Linked DNA regions of Homo sapiens: region 1 is linked to region 2. Evidence: chromatin loops called from intact Hi-C (ENCODE). Cell type or tissue: Calu3. All regions are shown on one strand. Each heading gives the region's core, and the rest is flanking DNA. Links, peaks and the distances in the headings are about the cores only. Region 1 overlaps LGR4 (leucine rich repeat containing G protein-coupled receptor 4). Region 2 has its middle 45 kb from the start of CCDC34.

Evidence for each region. Hi-C counts contacts between places; a loop is a spot of excess contacts. Peaks named below come from ENCODE experiments on the same cell type or tissue, not always from the same donor. Only the 100,000 strongest peaks of a DNase experiment are listed, where the experiment ranks them.
Region 1: a loop joins it to region 2, with 4 times the contacts of the local background. A loop is called at or near these places in 2 of 110 quality-filtered maps.

What each region holds. Positions count from the first base shown.
Region 1 is chr11:27,389,967-27,392,466 of GRCh38, forward strand. It overlaps LGR4 (leucine rich repeat containing G protein-coupled receptor 4), which reads right to left. Exons shown (of 18, transcript NM_018490.5): 3 at 2,481-2,500; 4 at 1,128-1,199. Among named protein-coding and RNA genes, the nearest start is that of CCDC34, 28 kb to the left of the region's middle. In Calu3, for the core only: no CTCF peak of the experiment used is centred there; no DNase peak of the experiment used is centred there.
Region 2 is chr11:27,313,045-27,322,819 of GRCh38, forward strand. No RefSeq gene overlaps it. Among named protein-coding and RNA genes, the nearest start is that of CCDC34, 45 kb to the right of the region's middle. RefSeq lists an enhancer at 5,679-6,878. In Calu3, for the core only: no CTCF peak of the experiment used is centred there; a DNase peak (open chromatin) is centred at 4,877.

The DNA.
Region 1 (2,500 bases), core at 1-2,500, 73 kb after region 2:
TTTCATTTCAACTAAGAATTGAATGGCCAACACCGTGGATATTCCTTGTTTATGGGTTAGATACAGTTTAAAGTTTAACTTTACAGCATATATTTTTATTTTCACATTCATTGCTCATTAACTACTAGAATATCTAATCTAAAATCAAATGGTAACCTATAATTTATAATTTCCAGGGATGTCTCTTTGGTGCCGTTAAAAATGGCTTTATGTTAGCAAACTGATGGGACAAGCAGCTCAATCATTTTCACGCTGTATTTTCTAACTTGCGTGCATTTCCTACTATTTGCAGTTATTTCAAAGTATAATACAAAACCTAAGAGACAAATTGTATGCAAATATGTGATGTCGCTAAAACACAATTTTATACCAGCACACATAAGGGTGATAACTATTAACATTTTTTATTCAGAGTGCTTCTGGGGAGATTATTTGTTATTTAAAATTAGACTTCTGAATTCTACCTTTAAAAAGAAAACCAGCATTACTTCTAGGATATAGCCTAGGGTTCTGCATTTTAGCAGTCTCCCCCTAGTGAGTCTGTTGCAAAGTGTGGTCAAAGTACCACACTTAGAGAAACTATGCCCCAGAGTCCCATTGCATTTGGTATTTAGGACATGAAGTGAGGCAATGCAAATTTGTATTCATTATTCTAGTAGAAGCTAATGAAGTTCCTTGTTTTGAAGAATACTTTTTCATTTTTTCCGAGAAGTTCCCTTGACAAAATTGAGGAATTACAATCGATTTGTTCTGATTATCATTACCACACGAAACAGAAACCTCTTTGTGGCTGTTTCTTGACAGTCAAGGCACAAGACACTAAAACTTCTGTACACACATAACTGGTTCCAAAGGGATGCTGATCACCAGCAGTGCACAAGTTCATGGAAGTACACCCAGCAGTGAATACCCAGTAGCTTTCTCTCAGCCTCTAAGACAAGAGAAGAGGTAAACAGAACCACCTCCTTCTCCCTCACCAAAGGACGTTTTGATAACATTGACTAGCTATCTCTGTTTTTATCTCAGATGAAAGGATAAATCTCCTCTTTCCTTACAATTCTAGTTATTTACATCTTTAACAGCCAGAGTAGTCTCTTGGTGAGTCAAGAAACCAAGAAGTTACTTACAAAGACTGCAAAGCACTCAGCCCTCGAATGGCTTCACTGGGTACTGTTTTCAACTGATTATTCTGGAGCGTTCTGAAAGAAAATTTTTGGTTAGTGAGTAACAAGTGATAGTTACCATTTTTTCTTAGAAAAATTCAGAGCCTTTTTTTTTTTTTTTTCAAAAAATATTTCCAATGGGAAAATGGGGGGGAGGTGGAGGTGGAAAGCATCTAAGACAAGAGAATTGCAAAACTTCAAGAAGCACTTGTTGTAAAGCCAGAAAGGAAATCTATACTGCTATCCCAAGCCATGCCCTAATACAGACTTGCTGGGTAATCCATGTTTCCAAGGGTGGTTTTGTTTCTGGTAATTAAGGCACACTAGTTAATGTTCATCACCCTGGGTGCTATTAGTTAATGTTAATTAGGAGCTATAACAAGTTAACTGGGAGGTATAATAAGCAAATCCGTTGGAATTCCTAATGCCTTTTCAAATTGGAATAAAGCAGAGCCCGGAAACATGGACATTAGGTAAAGCCAATTTTTTCAAGCGGATGGCAGATCCCAAGCTCTTAAGGAACAGCAGGCATGTCCTCAATGCATGTGGGGCCAGAAGAGAAATAGAGCTTTGATCATCTACTAGTTAGGGCCTGCCAAATAGATGCATAGATCCATACTGAAAATGAAATTCTTTTGATTTTTTTGCCTGAAGCCATTCCTGTCACATTAATAAAATGACTGCCTGACGTGAGTCATAACCACAGAATAGAAGAGATAAAGGTCCCACCTAGCTCACTGAACCAGAGAGGTCTAATGACCTTCTGAAGGTCATCCAGCATGGTAGTGGCAGAAGTGGGGGCAGTCAGTTCACCTGTTTCCTAATCTGCCATACTCCAGGCTCCTGACCACTGCCAAGAATTTATTTCCTCACCATTCGCTGGCTATACAAATTGTAGGCATCTGAATTCCCTTGAGCTCTAAAATTATTTTAACATTTGGAGCACTTGTAAGCCTTTTTCCCTTTTAGAGTCAGGTAATTCAAAGTTCTTATAGCTATAAAATAAGTAGAAACAAAACCCTACCAGTAAAACTGAAGTAAGGGTTTGCTCCAATGCATTAGGCACCCAAAAAGCCTAACATTCAACCGTAATATACTGGAGGTCAGAATACGTATTATTTAGAGTTTTAACTTTTGTTAATCTAGATGCAGGGTTGCCTAAATCAAACTCTGGCCTCTCATACTACTCACTGGCCACTCCTTAAATCTTTTAATCCTGAACTAAAAGAAACTGTGCTTAACCTAGTTCCAAGCATGTTGACTACGCAGAAAGAAAATACACAGCCAGCTGTGAAACTCTAAAATTGCATTACTTACAGAACTTTGAGTTCTTTCAA
Region 2 (9,775 bases), core at 3,488-5,987:
GCAGGTGGTTCGCAATACACATCTTTAGAATCACCAACTTACACCAATGCGTTAATTAGACTTGAAAAGGGATTTAGTTGCAATAATGACAGCACAAAACTTATTTTTTTAATGTGCTGTCTGTTAATCCTGATTATAAGCATTATACTAAAACATGGAATTGTTCAACATAATGCTGAGAAATTAGGTATACTGCAAAGAGTCATTTTTCTGGTTTGGGGAGTCACTAATTCAAATATTTATTGCACACTTATCACATTTGTCCTGCAATGTAACATTTAAAAACTAAACACAAAACTAGATTCTGCTTAGTAAGGATTTATAATCTAGTTAGAGAGGCAAAATATAACCACAGAGAAGTTAAGTCATGTTAGAGTAAATGACAAAACGGCAAATAAAGAGAAATCAGAGGAGGCACTGATAGGGATTGAAGTGAAAAACAGGCCTTTGCAGGAGTGCATAGGCAGAAGGAAGGAGGTTAGACAGACCTTGAGGCTGAGTTTTAAAAAGCCAGAGGGGTGATTATACATTGGAGTGATTATATTCTTGGATTGCCAAAAACACATGACATCTCAGCAATGCATATTTTGCCTCAGAGTTCAGAGATGCCAACTATAATTAAACCCAGATGCATACATAAAGTCACTGCTTAGTATAAATGGGGCAAAGCTGTATCTCCAATTTAGATCTTCTCAAACTGTCCAATTTTTTAATGTTAAAAATAGAAGAAAATAAAAACAACCCTCATCCATCGTCAATATTTACCAGAGAGTAACCACAACTGTGGGAGAAAAAACAAAGAAATTTAGTGTATAGGTATATTTTTAAGAAAAAAAAAAAGAAATATTTTTATTAATTAGTTCAAGTTTTGTACTGAAAAAAAGTGCAGAAATTGTGGAGAAATGAATATGCTCATGCCCTTTACAAAGGCCAGAAAATGTAAATGCAAAGCTTATGGGGGCAGAATAATATAGCAGGTGGGTAGATCAGGCCAGGGTGTGGGGAAATAGGCACTTTGGGAGCCCGAGGCAGGCGGATCACCTGAGGTCAGGAGTTCAAGACCAGCCTGGTCAACATGGTGAAAACCCGTCTCTAAATAAATACAAAAAAAAAAAAAAATTAGCTGGGCGTGGTGGCACACACCTGTAATCCCAGCTACTCAGGAGTCTGAGGCAGGAGAATCGCTTGAATCCGGGGGTAGAGGTTGCAGTGAGCTGAGATCGTGCCATTGCACTCCGGCCTGGGTGACAGAGCAAGACTCGGTCTCAAAAAAAAAAAAAAAAAAAAAGAACTGTGGCTGAAATACCCCAACATGAATCAAAAATACCAAAAATGTGATATTCATTCCAACAAAATCTTGTACACAAGCATTCATAGCAGCACTATTCATAATAGTTAAAAGGTAGTAATAGCCAAATGTCCATCAACCTGTAAATGAATAAACAAAACGTGGTATATCCATATAATGAAAGTGTTATTTGGCCATAAAAGGGAATGAAGTACTGACACATGCTACAACGTGGATGAACCTGGGAAACATTATGCTAAGTGAGAGAGACATAGACAAAAGGTGACATACTGTATGATTGTGTTTATATGAAACATCTAGAATAGATAAACCCATAGAAGCAGAAAGCAGATTGGTGGTTGTCAGGAGAGCTAGAAGAAATGAAGAACGAGAAGTAACTCTTTGATTGGAATGCAGTTTTATTTTGGAGTGATGAAAAGTTTGGAACTCGATAGTGGTGGTGGTTGCACAGCTTTGTGAATGTACTAAATGCCACTGAATTGTTCAATTTGAGAAGGTCAATTTTCTGTTATGTGAATTTCACCTCAATTTAAAAGAAATCTATCTACAAAAACAACAAAAGAACTATGGTAAACTAGAAAGGGCATACCTTCCAATAGAGGCATCTACTACCCAGCCTTACCAAGTTCTGCCATATCAGAACGTGGGCTTGGTGTTGTCAGATCTGATTGTTTAAGAGAGAATGGAAACTCAGATTTTAATGTAAAAACTCCCTATTTTAAATATTGCCAATTAATTCAAAAAATTTAAAATTATGCCAGTCAATGAAAATACAGGGCTAAGGGCATCCCATGAGCTACCAACTTGCAAACTTGTTATAGTCAATCCCAATTTAAATCAGAATATTTTTAATTGTCTATAAGCTTATTGTATTTTTTGTGATTTCAAATTCTTAGAGGTGGATTAAGATAATGTGTTTTACTTTAATATGTATAGCTATACACAAACATGCACTTATTTTAGATAGATGACGCCATGATATAAAAAAGAAGCTACTTTCTCCCCCAAACAACACCATGAAATTACAGTTCCCTTTCATGTATTTAATCTGAAATAATGAATTTTTCTCTGTGGATAATGTTCTGTTGGAAATATTTTAAACACTAGTTCTCTGCTCAGCAAAAGCATTATGTTGAATGAAATGTAGCCATTCTTGCACATTCATAACCTATCTGACCTTAGCCATGATTATTATTCAGTTTGACTTTAGTTCTGTTTAAGACCTGTAAATAAGTGGAGTGAAGCTCTTACTTTAAATAAATTCCAGGTATTTATAAGTATGTTTAAATGCTGTCCTACCAAATGACAAGTTATCATGTTAAAATAGAAGAATAACAAGATAGCTAACATTTTAAAGAATAAGTAAATAATAAACACCCTTTGAATTTGTATAAATTTGCAGGGCAGCTTTTTTTTTAACTTTCATATTAAAATAATTTTGGATTTACAAGAGTTGAAAGCATAGTATTGAGATGTCCTCTTCTTTCGTCTTACTCTTAGCTATAACTATGGTTCATTAACATATAACCATTTATAAACATTTATATAACTATGATACATTTATCAAAACTAATAAATTTTCATTGGCACAATACCATTAACTACAACCTTATTTGGATTTCTCCACTGTTTCCACTAATGGCCTTATGCTATTCCAGGCTCCAATCCAGGACACTGCATTGCATTTAGTTGACTGTTGAAGTCTCCTTTAATCTGTTACAGTTCCTTAGTCTTTTCTTTTAGATCCTTACAATAGTATCTAGACAAAATATGGTTTTCCATAGTTATTTAGGTCAACTCCTTCTTTCCCCAGCCCCTTCAGAGGAGCTATATTTGTAATAGAGTTAGATTCATTTGTTACAGTCTGCATTCCATCCTGGATTCTCCTAACATCTTGGGTGTTTTTTTTTTATTTGCATACAGCAAAAGTCACTTTTGTGTTATACAATTCTATGGGTTTTGGAAAATGCAGAGTAAAGCAATCCCATACCGCAGCGCTATTAGACCAGCTTCTCACCTTAAAAAAATCTCCTTGTGCAGTGGGGCAGCATTTTTATCTAGACCCATATTCCTTTAAAACTCAAATATACAGCCAGACATGGTAGCTCATGCCATTAATCCCAGCACTTTGGGAGGCTGAGGCAGGAGAACTGGTTGAGGCCAGAAGTTTGAGAACAGCCTGGACAACACGGTGAGAGCCTGTTTCTATTTTAAAAAATACAAAAATTAGCCGGGCATGGCTACATGCCTGTAGTCCCAGCTACTCAGGAGACTGAGGTGGGAGGATAGCTTGAGCCCACGAGTTTGAGGTTATAGTGAGCTATTATTGTGCCAGCCTGAGCAACAGAGCAAGATTCTGTCTCTAAAAAAAATTTAAAAATTAAAAACAAAACTCAAATATATAATTGACCACCGTAATTATTTTTAGACTAATATTCTTTCACATTTGCTTTTACTTTTTTTCACTCAAAGTTCATATTCCACATTAAGAAACTTCCATTATTTACAGAACTCTAAAATTCTCTCTTGAAGACATTTCAAGTCTCAATTACTAATGACATGTATGAATCAACTGAACACATTTTGATCTTAGTATAGTTCCCAACATGTCCTTGTCCATACAGCCATTGCAGAATCATTTCCATGCTCAACCAAAGAAATTAAAATCAGAAAAATAGGTTAAAAAAAGCTTCATAATAGATTCATAATATGAATCACAATCAAATATAGCATTTTATTGTCCAGTGTTTGAATTTTCCACATCTTTGCTCTTTTCTAAGGCTGAGATGGACAAAAGTTAACTAATTGTACTTTTTTCCCATAAAAATTTAAGCAATCAGTTTTTCTATTTGTGCAAGCTAAAAATGTTTTCATTGCTTTCCTAAATTCTTTACTTTGAAAAAGGAAGAAATGAGGGTGAGCCACTTAACAGAAGTGAAAGTCAAAAGCCAGACAGGTGGAAAGGAGGTAAGTCGTGTTGCTGGTTAAAATTCTGAAGGAGGCCTTTTCAGAAACCAGGCTTGGAGAAGTACAGTGGCCAGCAGTCCTTAAGTTAGTGACTTGGTTAGTCAGTAGCCACGAATCCAGAAAATGTTCAATTGGCAAGCTGGGCAGTCTTGGAAGCACCAAGAAATACCTCTACTCAGCCTATTGCTCCCTAGGATAAAGCAAGACGGAGGATTTCTTCTAAGGCCTCCATGGATTTAGACCATCACCTGTCCTTGTGACCCCAGCAAGTTTTGGTATCTGACAGTGGAACTGTAAGTACTAATGTGGGAAAACATGGAGAGGTTCGAGGATATTTGGGGTGGTGGTAGAGTGAGCCACGAGAAATCGCATGTAAAATTGTATGCGTATGTGTGCTGATGTGCATTTTTCTGAGAACAGCGTCATTAGGGTTCATCAGATTATCAAAAGGTCCTGAGTCCCAAAAAATTTCAGGAACTACTTCAGTTTAGGTTATGGCCGAGGCCTTGGGGTCTCCATAAATTTACAAGTCTGATTCCTTAGAGGTTCAGATTATCCCCCAGTGGATGATCCCTCCCAGAGGATGAGTCACAGCAGAGAGTCACTTTGCAAGAACACGTGCTGTCTGAGCCTCCCCTGGAGTACTGGCCTCACAGGCAATCCCTGCTTTATAAAACACCCCTTTCTCTGATTTTTGTGACACTACACTGATTCCCTTTTGCAAATCTTCTGTCTTCTTAACTGGCATCTCTTAATTTCTTCATGTTTCCTGAAGGCAGGTGTTGTTTAATGATCAGTCTTCTGTGTTTTGTTCTTTTCTTCCTATACTCTCTCCTTTAGAAGCTTCACATACTTTTTCTATTAATTTCTCCAGCATGTACTATAATTTCATATTCTAAAATATGCTGGGATATTTCCATTTGGATAGACAGCACTATCTTAAAATTCATTAATTATAAAAAAATCAACTTTGGTGATTGAACAAAATTCCTTTTAAAAGTCCTTTCCAATATTGATGTTTTATGATTCTAGCTTCTGTTAATCACAATGCCCTTCTCTGAATTACTTAGCTTCAAAACCTCAGAGTAAATAAAACCAAAGTATTATAAAATTTTTAAATCTGGAGAACTTAGAGAAAAACAAATCTAGACCCATTACAACAGCTAATTATAGAACAACATAGCAAGATTAATGAGAAAAATACAAAGAGACCTTGATAAAAAAGGGTCCTCAACCCAGCTGGAGTATGGAGTCCAAGGCTTTATTAGAGGTAACCCCTGAATTGAGACTTATTGGTTACTTTCAAAATTTCAGGTTGCTTTAAGTGACAGCATTGAAGGGGAAAGTAAAAGGTAAGACATTCCATAAAGAGAAGATATAAGCAAAGGCCTAAAGGGCGGGAACAATATGGTTTATACTAGAAATGTTCAGAAGTTTGGAGTACATGAAGTAAAATAACAAGGTAAAAATTAGTATAATAAAAGATGAGATTAGGGAGACAGGGCTAGATCAAAAGGTGGTGCAGTGCTGTACTCCATTTTAAAGGTTGGGCCCTTAGTGGGCAAGAACATATCAGAATGGGGAGAAGGGGACAGAGAGAAAAAGAGGTGGTGGAAAGTATTTTTAAAGTTGCACAGATTAAGTCCTTCTCCATTATTCTTACACTGTCCCCCCAGGGGCAACATCCCCAAATAGGTTGAAAATCATCATGTACAATACTGAAGGACATAAGGACATGTATTATGCTGGTGAATGCTATGGAGGCAGGAAAAGAGAAAGGCTTGAGAAGCAATGCTGTATATGTGGGAGCCCTGGAAGAGATGAAAGCACAGCAGTGAAGTGACATGGTCAGATTTGCATTTCTGGGAGGTCACCAGGTTACTGTAGAGATGATAAATACGAGGGGGATAACATTAGAAGCATCGTGACAAACAGAAACTGGGTGAGTAATCCAAGTGAGAAATGACTAGGGCCTTGGTAGTAGGAATGCAGAGTCAGACTTGAAAAACATTAAAGGCAGTGGTTTCCAAACTTGTCTGCATGTCATTTGGGAGGTCTTCAAAGAAGCTTGTGATTTAATTGATCTGGGTGTGGCCTGGCCTTTGGAATTTTGCCCAGATTATTTTAATGTAGAGGGAATGACTAAGGGTATAAAATCAGTAGAAATCAGTTACTGATTAGATGCAGGTGAGAATGTGGGACAGGAATCAAGGATAAATGAAACCCCGGGTTTCTAACAAGGGTCACTTGGCAGAGTTGAACCAACAAACAAGTTACCAGGACCCCACATGGCTGCTGGTCCATGGTGGACATTCGATACATATCTGTTGAAGAGATGAGAAGATGACAGAGAGCAGGTTTTGGGAGAGAAGACAATAATTTTAGTGTCATATGCATTGAACTTGAGATATTGATGCTTCCTTCCTATCCCTTGGATCAGTTTCCAAACCCTCCTCCTCTACCCTAGTTCAGGCCCTTGTATCCTGATATTCAAGATGACTGTCCAAGGCTCCTCTGAATTAACCTCCAACTAGCTCCATGCTGCACACCAATGCCAGACTAATTTTCGTAAAATAGAGCTTTCATTGGGTCATTTCCCTACTCAAAAATCTTCAATCATATTTAACTACATGACTCCTTAGGCATTTAAAAACCTTAAAATTCATGGTTTTAATGTACTTTTCCATCTTATTTCCCACTCATACCCCATGAGATGCTGGTTATTTTTGTCTATTCATAGTTTCCCAAATACATCCTTTACTTCCCTGCCCCTTGAGCCCTTGGACACTCTCCCTCCAGCCTGCAAGCTCACTGTCTTCCTCTCTGCCAAGTCAAAATCTACCATCTTCCAGCATCCAATGTTGGTTCCTTGGGGCTTCCCTGACCACTCTTTAAGAAAGTAATTTCCTCCCCTTTTGAAGCCATGTGGCACTGTACATGAAAGCCCTCTGACATCTAGCATTCCCAAAGATTCTCTGAAACACATTCATTTTAGTAATCTGAAGAAGAAATGTGAATGTTTTGATCCACTTTCATGCCTGGAAATGCAAAAAAGGAAAACGCAGCCTGGCAGTGGCACACAAAGGTGGTGGTGGTAGAGGGTGGGTGGGTGGCAGTCTGCCCTGGCGGGATGGAATAACTGACATCCCTTAAGTTGCCAGCACATGGTGATCATAAAAAAGCAGACCACATTTTAGTTGGTTTTATTGTTTTTAAATTCTCTACAGATCAATTACCCCCTTATTGCCTGCTCTCAGGGCAGACCATTCATATTCTACCGTTACCCAGTATGCCACTGACGGCTGGGAGAACAGGACTGGGGCCCAATCTCTACCTTAGCTCCAGGTTGCAATTGAAAGTGCTTTTAAAATACTGTCAAGTATATCTCAAAGCAGCATTACATATTCCTTTTCAATAATTTTGTGACACCAAAACTTGAATATTCACTATATAGGAGATGAGACATAGGCTATTGGAAGTGTGGTGGTGTGGTATTTAAGTGTGGTGGCCATGAAAATGGGACTTTGAGATCTACTGTCAGAAACATCATTGCCCGAAGTCCCTAGATGCTGAGCTCTGAATCTATCACTGTGTTCCAGCTGAGGCCATCCCTCCCCTGTGTGCTCCCAGACAATGACTGAAGACAGTAGGGATTCTAAGGCTCATAACTACAAGAAGTAGACTCCTCTGATGGACAGTTTTGGTTGGAGGACTCCCACATCAGCCCTGCTGAACTGTTTTTAGAACTGCACTGCAATCTAAGACTTCCTACCCAACTTTTCTTCCTTCCCTCTCTCCTCCACAGGGATTAGAGTTATATCATGGCCTGATGGCTCTTCTGGCCTCCTCTGGCTCCCTCCCCATTTTCCCTCACAGACTATTACCCAGATAATCTCTTGCATGACTAATACTGTCTTACTGTTTCTCAGAGGATCCAATATAACACACTAAGGTTTTAACTGTTTTAAAATTAATTTTAATGAAGCAGGGCAGAGCATCGCCTCACCTGGGAAGTGCAAGGTGTCGGGGGATTTCCTTTTCCTAGCCAAGGGAAGCTGTGAAAGACTGGAAAAACGGGACAATCCCGCCCAAATAGTGCACTTTTCATGAGGTCTTAGCGACTGGCAGACAAGGCGATTCTCTCCCGTGCCTGGCTTGGTGGGTCCCATGCCCACGGAGCCTTGCTCACTGCTAGTGCAGCAGTCTGAGATCAAACTGCAAGGTGGCAGCCTGGCTGGGGGAGGGGCGTTACCATTGCTGAGGCTTGAGTAGGTAAACAAAGCAGCCAGGAAGCTTGAACTGGGCAGAGCCCACTGCAGTTCAGCAAGGCCTACTATCTCTATAGACTCCACCTCTGTACGCAGGGCATAGCGGAACAACAGGCAGCAGACAACTTCTGCAGACTTAAATGTCCCTGTCTGACAGCTCTGAAAAGAGCAATGGTTCTCCCAGCACAGTGTTTGAGCTCTGAGAATGGACAGACTGCCTCCTCAAGTGGGTCCCTGACCCCCGTTTAGCCTAACTGGGAGACACCTCTCAATAGGGTCCGACAGATACCTCATATAGGGGGGTACCCCTCTGGGACAAAGATTCCAGAGGAAGGATCAGGCAGCAATATTTGCTGTTTGGCAATGTTTGCTATTCTGCAGCCTCCGCTGGTGATACCCAGGCAAAAAGGATCTGGAGTGGACCTCCAGCAAACTCCAACAGACGTGCAGCTGAGAGACCTGACTGTTAGAAGGAAAACTAACAAACAGAAAGGAATAGCATCAACATCAACAAAAAGGACATCTACACCAAAACCCCATCTGTAGGTCACCAACATCAAAGACAAAAGGTAGATAAAACCACAAAGATGGGGAGAAACCAGAGCAGAAAAGCTAAAAATTCTAAAAACCAGAGCACCTCTTCTCCTCTAAAGGATCGCAGCTCCTCGCCAGAAACGGAACAAAGCTGGATGGAGAATGACTTTGATGAGTTGACAGAAGTAGGCTTCAGAAGGACAGTAATAACAAACTTCTGTGAGCTAAAGGAGAATGTTCAAACCCATTGCAAAGAAGGTAAAAACTGTGAAAAAAGGTTAGATGAATGGCTAACTAGAATAAACAGTGTAGAGAAGACCTTAAATGACCTGATGGAGCTGAAAACTATGGCATGAGAACTTTGTGATGCATGCACAAGCTTCAATAGCTGATTCAATCAAGTGGAAGAAAGGATATCAGTGATTGAAGATCAAATTAATGAAATAAAGTGAGAAGACAAGGTTAGAGAAAAAAAGGTAAAAAGAAATGAACAAAGCCTCCATGAAATATGGGACTAGGCCGGGAGCGGTGGCTCACGCCTGTAACCCCAGCACTTTGGGAGGCCGAGGCGGGTGGATCACGAGATCAGGAGATCGAGACCACGGAGAAACCCCGTCTCTACTAAAAATACAAAAAATTAGCCAGGCACGGTGGCGGGCGCCTGTAGTCCCAGCTACTCTGGAGGCTGAGGCAGGAG